Linked DNA regions of Homo sapiens: region 2 is linked to region 1. The links are chromatin loops, found by intact Hi-C in ENCODE. Cell type or tissue: K562. All regions are shown on one strand.

Region 1 (4,000 bases):
CTGAGTAGCTGGGACTACAGACACACTCCAACACACCAGGTTAATTTTTGTAGTTTTGGTAGAGGCAGTGTTTCACCATGTTGCCCAGGCTGGCCTTGAGCTCCTGGGCTCAAGCAATCAGCCTGCCTCGGCCTCCCAAAGTCCTGGGATTACAGGTGTGAGCCACCACCACCGCCACCGCACCGGCCTCATGTCTAAAAATATTACATAAAAAAAGAAAATTTCTTCAAGTAAAGAAAAATAGCAACTCTTCTAAAACAAAAAAATATAAAGTGTGATTATCCTTAATGGTCAATCTTCAGATGCATTACCTTTAAATTCAGAAACAAGATAGAAATACCCGCCATCACTTCTGATAACATCTAGTTAACATTTAAAATGTGCATCCCTTATCATTCAGTAATTCTACCAGCCTTTAATATGAGCAAAACATAGGTATATTAAAATTTCATGTTAACTTATTTGTAATAGGGGAAAAATCAATAAGCAATATGAATGCCTACCAAGGTGACATTAAATGAATAAAATAGGAGTAGCATGTCTTTTTCAATGATTAAAGTATAACAGTTAAAAGAAGTGGCCAGGCACAGTGGCTGATGCCTGTAACCCCAGCACTTTGGGAGGCCAAGGCGGGCGGATCACCTGAGGTCAGGAGTTCAAGACCAGCTTGGCCAACATGGTGAAACCTCATCTCTACAAAAATATAAAAATTAGCTAGGCATTATGGTGGGCGCCTGTAATCCCATGTACTCGAGAAGCTGAGGCAGGAGAATCGCTTGACCCTGTGAGGCAGAGGTTGCAATGAGCCAAGATCGTGCCATTGCACTCCAGCCTGGGTGACAGAGCCAGACTCCATCTCAAAAAAGAAAAATTTATCTCCTAAATGAACACATGTATGTGTATGTTTGTGAGTATCAGAAATATCAACTAGTTGTTATAGTATTAATTAATTAAAACAACCTAAATGACCACAAACAAGGAATGTTTTAAATGAATGTATGGAGTCAGGCTAAGTTTTAAATTCTGACTCTGAGTTTAATAAATTACTTTAAATCTTTAAACCCTATGTCCCTCCCTTGAAGTTTACAGAGTAATGTGATTAATAGATGGTTACGTGTGCTATTATAAATAATTCACTTAGCAGGTTTTTTGAGAGAATGTAGAATTTCAGCAAATGATAGGTGCTATTGTTATTACTATAATTCTTATTTTACTTTTTATGATTATGAGTCTAATTTTTTGACAATTTTATTTAGGTTCCACTTATCAGTTATTTTTATGAGGACCTTGCTACTTGACCTTAAGTATCGTATGACATTTATAATTTAAGCAAATATGTTTATGACTTATTTTATTGTTTTAATTTACTTTCTTTTACCTTTTCAAATAATTAATTTACTAGTCCTATTTATTCAACAATTCTTTGTTTCACTAATTTATTTGGTCACCTCTATCACTCTCTCTCTCTCTATATATATATATTCATGGTTGGACTTATGTCTATTTTGTCTTATTTTGATGCTTTATCTGTAAATTGCTAATTTAATTACTGTGAGTTCACAGTAAGATTTAGCTCTTAGTCAATCAAATTGCTCATCGTTACTCACTTATTTTAACAAAATATATAAGTTATTTTCACCTGTTAACATTTTCATTTAACTCCAGATTACAAAGCTCTTAAAAAGGGGATCAGAAAACTGAGAGAGAGAATGAGGAGAAAAGAAGAGAAAGTTAGGGAGAAAAAGAAGGGGGAAAAGAGAAGGGATTGAACAAGACAGAAGATGAGATGGTGGAGAAAAGAGTGGAAAAAGATGACCTTTAAAATACTGCATTAAAACTATAAAATACCTTGGAAAGAAACAATATTTGTACAATTATTCAGTTTTACCATTCAGGGACATTGTAAATCTCTTTGATATCTGAATATTTGTATATATTCACTACACGAAACTTTCATTTTACCTTAAGGTAGATTTTAAATGTAATAATATGGTTTAAATCATTATATGATTGATATGAATAAAAATCTGCCATTCTTATAGAAAATACTAGACAATATAATGGTCACATACAACACTTCTCAGTTAAACTTGAACTTGACATGCACATTATCTAATTGGTCTCATAACAATTTTCCATTTTCCATTTTCAATTACCATTTTTGAACACAGTGTAATGATGAGTAGAAAACCTAATAGTAAAACATATTTGCATTGTCCTGTTTAAAAACCTTAGACTTGATCAGAGGACAAACAAGTTTGAAACAACAACAACAAAAAAGCAGAATCTAAAGAAACGGGGCATGAGAAAACAGGTTTATGTAACATCACCTACAGCCTATATAATAAAAGAGAAAATACATGTCTGGCGCCTGCATATTTTGGAACGTAGCAGCATAATACTCTGTGCACTCACTGAAGTCAACCAAGCAAGCACCACATCGACACTGAACAAGCCTGCAGAGGACACCAAAGCACAACCTGTGCTACACTGACACATACAAAGAAATATGTAGTAACTGTAGAAGCCTAATTTAGGTTCAAAGTAGCACCATGGAATTAACTAGTCACGCCTGAGACTGCCTGCAAGGAGTTACCAACTGAAAACCTAGGTGAGTCAAAAGAAAGGGACAAATAAAGAAGTTTAGGTCATTTATATAAATATGTAAATCCAAGTGTGCTTGTTTGAAAATATTTAGGGCACTGTCTACATACTATCTATTATTTCTCCCTCTCTCCTTGTTGCCTTTCACCTGGAGACTTGGAGGTGGGGAGTTCCTGCCTTAACAGGGTATGTGATCCGAATTGGGACTGCAGGAATTGTACTGCTGTTTACTACCGTCAGCAGCTGTCCTGTTTCTTAGGATCACCAGGGAGGAGTGAGAACATCCGCTGGAGGAGGCAGCAGGAAAGGATATCAACAGAATCAACTTAATTTTTCCAGCATGGAAATAACCCAAGCCATTTAACTGGAAGACAACATTAAAAATGATACCAATGTATTTTAGAAATTATAAGTTTAGCAAAAGGAAAAATTATAGTATTTGAATATTTCCTTTTGGTTTCCACTATATGCCACATATCTAAATTGCATGTTGAATGCAGCTGACAAATTTATTCAGAGAACTGGACATGCTGCTATTATAGTGTCCTGTGGTGGGCTCAGTAATTGGACATTGAATCTAGCTAGAATTCATACCCAGTGACGTTTTGCTGAGGGTAAATGTATTCTGGCAAATGGCATGATTTTCTCTAGCTAGAATACTAAAATGGAGGCAGTCCACCTGTGTGGACAGCTGCTACTTCACAGATTCTTTGCCAGGAACCACCATTTAATAGAATTGTGTAGACATTACGTTTGTTGTTTTCCTCTGACAAAAAGCAAGATGAGTTGAACCTGAGTTTTTGCCTTGTCTTGTTTTCATAGCTTCTGTGATTTATCAGGAAACAATACTTGGTAATGTCATTTTCTTTGGTTCTGGTCAGAGCAATCCTTTGATACTTTATGAATTACTTATCTCACTTTCATAAGGCTTAACGTGGAAAATTAACCTCCCATACATTTCTAATTAGTTTTTAATGAATTTTAGCTTCCCTGATAGGAAAAGCTCTATCCAACTAGCTACTAGAAATTTAATCTGCATTACTGAAGTATATGACAACCACCCCTAGGGGAGAAATGTCCTTGAGTTGTGTGTATGTGTGTATGTGTATGTGTTTGTCATTTTCAGAAATAATTCACATTCTAAATGTTTACCTCCATCTTTGATTGCATAAGGAACTACCATCATTTGCAACGAATAAGTGATTTTCATTATGCAATGCTGACCATAATGTAAATTATACAATGATCAGAAGTACTGAATTGCTTGTATCTGCTTATGCTTTTAAGATATAAAAGAAATAGGTCAAACTAGCAAATTATGTAATTAAATGTAATTTTCCAAGTTAAGGGTACATTGGCCAGAATAAAACCAAAAATATAGTATCATACCCAAACT
Region 2 (4,000 bases), 66 kb after region 1:
TATCTATATCTGCCTCTCTATATGTCCATTTGATCCTTACAATAAAACCAAATAAAAGATATTATTAATTCAATTTTACAGATGAAGAAATATAATTTTATATTATATAAATAACTTGTACAACATTATTTGACTATTAATTGATGGAGTCAGAATTCAACCTCAAGTTCCTCTAAATGCAAATCCTTTGAAAGTCTTCAACAGCAAAGAGCTAGTCCTATATCTGGTAAACAGGGCAATGTGGAATAAAAAGAAAGGTGTCTGTTTTGCCAAATCCTAAAGATTAAATAACAGGTGGCAAGCAATGACATTGCCCCTATTAAAATGAGTGACAGTGCTGTACAGTTTGTTTCACTAAAAGAGAAGACAAGGAAGTCTGAGGATGATTTCTAGACAGGAATCATCATTATACAGAACCAAGTAGCTAGGTCACTCCATTAGACTGATTGAAATTATTAAGATAAGTAGTATGAGTCAACACTAAAAATGTTACTATGAAAAGCTTAACCTCCTGCAATAGAAGAGAGAACAAAGAAATCCAGCACAAAAAGGCATTCCATGTATTTTTTTTAAAAGAACAAGTATATAAATGAGTTTACATGCTCGAAGAGAAAAATTCATTTGCCACTTAGACTAGTATTATAAGCATTGATCAACAATGATGATCAAAGCAGGCCATATATACAAATTTCTAAGTTTAAAAATATCAAAAGCCTTACTTTAAGAAGTCCATCTTAAAATAAATCCCAAAGAAACTGGTTAATTGAAATGAAACAGTTATTTATGAAATTTGCTTTTGTCAACAAAATGCAAAAATAATGCCCTTCCAAGAGAGAACAGTGTAAAACTTATTTCTAGACATTAATATGGGAAGCTTTCTTTTTAACATAAACTCAAAGTTGAACATTTTGATTTCAAGGTTTGATCCATCCAACACACAGTTCCTGAGAGAGAGAGAGCATCTTCTTAGAATTCTTTGTGGTTCTCTGAGGTCTTTTTATTCTCACTGACTGAGCTGACTGAATAGCACAGGTGACAATTCTCTAAGAGTAAGAAGTACCACAGTACAAGACATTTGCACAATGGAATCAATTTACAGGAGGACGAAAGGTTTTTAAATTAATCAAAGTAGTCTGGAGTTTACAGATTTTCTTTAAAGAAAATGCTTATGCAAAGTTAACTACAATTTGTCTAAATTTGCTTCATGTTGACCTCCTGTAATATAAAAATAAATGGTTAATTGTCCTTGACTAAAGGACCTGAACACTTTATGATTGTTAAAATAGTTTAAAATTTAACTATTTGGAGCCAAGTTAGAAACTGACATTTAATTACTGGTAATCATTAGAAAAAATTATATAAATTTGTCATATAATGTGAAAAAAATTATTCTTATTATATTATAAATGTAAATGTCCTAGAAGGAGCTCATAAGGAACATTTTCCTCCATGTCAGAATAATAATACATCAAGTTCAGGAATTTCCTTATCCAAAAACTTTCGTTAATTCAGTTGTGATTTTGATTTTACTTCCAAATTAGGTTGTGCAAAATCCCATAGGTTTTTTTTTTAATTTTTAGAAGAAAAGTGGCAAATGTCAATTTTCAAAAATACAGGAAACTATAAAAATTTAAAATCCAACTTATAGATGGCTTTATTAACATTATTATATAGGCCTTTGTATCTTTAATGCAGAAAAGTAGAGAGTAAAAAAAAATACATTCAGCTTTTAATTTCCAAAATAAGCATTTGATTCCACAGCGACACAATAATCTTAAGTGCCAAGATTTACTTAAAGAGAAAATGAGAAATTCCAAAAGTTCCCTCTAAATATTAAGTGTTAATCTTGGCTAATTCGGATCACAAAAGCTTACTGTAAACCATTGATAACGGGATTTCAGAGAAGTTCTGGCCAGGCAAGAAGACGAATGGAAAGCCTTCAGAGAGGAGGAAGGGGAGATTCAGATAAACAGAACCTGAAAAGAGACTACCCCCTTTGGGTCGCAGCCAAATACAGGAAGGCGCTAAGAAAATCCACAACAAAAATCCTAGATATGCAAATGGGGGAAGCCAAGAACATCTGAGAATCCAGCTCCTTTGCCTCACAACATTTAATGTGTCACACGCAGTTATTTTACCTCTGTAGGGTCAAAAGCACTGAAAAATGACACCGAGATTGTCTATTTGGGCTCAGTCATCCCTATATGTGTTGTATGACAGAGCCAGCATTTTGATCCCATCAAGGTAGCAGTCAGATTGGGAGAGGACAGCAACAGCAAGACCCACCAAGAATAGACTGCAAGTCTCACTCGCTGTGGACTCTTAACAGTAGTTAAGAAGTTACCCAGACATCACTCATGTCCGGTCCCAGTCTTTAGGAGACCAAAAGAAACCGAGGAAATGTCACACAATCCAGGGGGCCCTTCCCCATCACAAGAAGACATGTTCCTAGGCTTTCTTTTACATCCTGACGCCATCTTGGAATGAGAAAGCAAACACTAGCATAAGAGACTGGTAATCTACTCAGAAGAGGCCTTTTGCTGAAAGTTTAGATTTGTTCCCCTCTTTTCTCCCTGCTACCTGTCTCCCATTAGTGGTAAATGAGTGCAAGAAGAAATTACACTCAGAAGGAGGGACAATTTTTTTAAGGCAATTTGAGTTATGGTAATTTCAATTCAATTTTGGCATGCTATACAGATGTCAAAAGAAATTCTCTGATATGATTTCAGGACTGGATGATATTTTTCAATTATAGCCATTTTTTAAAAGCCTCACCTTTATCATATTGCTCCCCTTTGTCATTTCTCTACATTCAAGCAGCTATCTGTGCTATCTCATACTGCAGCCACTAGCCACATGTAGCCATTTAAATTAAAATAATTAAAACTGAATATAATTAAAACTTCACTCTCTCAGTCACATTAGCCACACTTCAGGTGCTCAGTTGCCACATGTAGCTATTTCCATCATCACAAGTTTTATTAGATATCACTGAAAATAGACTATACGATGCCTATTACCTCGTAAGAGGGGATATAAAATGGCCCAATACAGAAAAGGATGAGTATTGCTGACTTTGATTTCTAAAACCCTAAACCCATAGAGACATAAAAAGAAGTCCAAGGTATTAACCACAATGCTTGGGAGAATGGTGTTTAAAAAGACTGATGCTTTCTCCAAAGACAGGAACCCTGGCCTAGGGAGCAAGAAGATAGTGGTGAAGGGATAGAATCTAGAGATGAGGGACAGGAGCAGTTATTGGGAGTTAGGAAAGTTCAAAATACTCATTTCCTTTTCCTAATGTAGGCTGGAGACAAGAGAATGACCATCAAAAAAGGGACAGAGCACCAGAGTTTAAGGGATCAGGAGGAGAGGAACACAGCATGCCTCTGAGGTAAACAATAGGAAAAATAATTGAGGGCCACATGGGATAATGGACATCTCAGCAGACATCTGTGTGTGTAGTCAGAAGACTAAAAAAACAAGGTGAATTAGCCCTTTCATACACACCTCCCCCCACCTCACTCCCATACCAGTGCCTTGATACTAGTTACCCTCTCAAACTTCGATAAATCTCAGTATAGTGGTGGGGGTGGATATAAAAAAATTCACTTAAGTTAGGTTTCTGCCACTCAAATGGATGGCTGGTGGTTCTAAATGGATCTATACATCTTATTAACCAAGTTAGGAAATAAAATTATATTCATCCTCTGTATACTTTCTTATAATAAGGTGCAATATGTCAATTCACTAGGCCCCTGGCATCATGCCTCCTATAAAGAAAAACTGCCCATTTTGTCAACAGTCCTAAATTTGCAAATGACACTTTTGAGTGCTTTCCAAATTTGGGGGTAGATGCCACCATGTGTTCCTGGTGATTAATATGCATCTAATTTGTCAATTAGTATAGAACATCCAGTCCTGCTGATATCATAAGTTCAGAATGAAAAATATTGTTTTGGTAATTCATAAATATGCATGAAAATCAAAGACCAATATA

The links. Hi-C counts contacts between places; a loop is a spot of excess contacts. Peaks named below come from ENCODE experiments on the same cell type or tissue, not always from the same donor. Only the 100,000 strongest peaks of a DNase experiment are listed, where the experiment ranks them.
Region 2: it touches region 1 in a loop (2.4-fold over the local background); 1 of 110 quality-filtered maps calls a loop at or near these places.

The regions. Positions count from the first base shown.
Region 1 is chr6:68,759,968-68,763,967 of GRCh38, reverse strand. The region is part of intron 3 of ADGRB3 (adhesion G protein-coupled receptor B3); the gene reads right to left. Among named protein-coding and RNA genes, the nearest start is that of ADGRB3, 130 kb to the right of the region's middle. In K562, a CTCF peak has its summit at 2,457 (motif pointing right); a DNase peak (open chromatin) is centred at 2,467.
Region 2 is chr6:68,694,001-68,698,000 of GRCh38, reverse strand. All of the region lies in intron 3 of ADGRB3 (adhesion G protein-coupled receptor B3), which reads right to left. Among named protein-coding and RNA genes, the nearest start is that of ADGRB3, 61 kb to the right of the region's middle. RefSeq lists an enhancer at 3,130-3,682. In K562, no CTCF peak of the experiment used is centred here; a DNase peak (open chromatin) is centred at 1,970.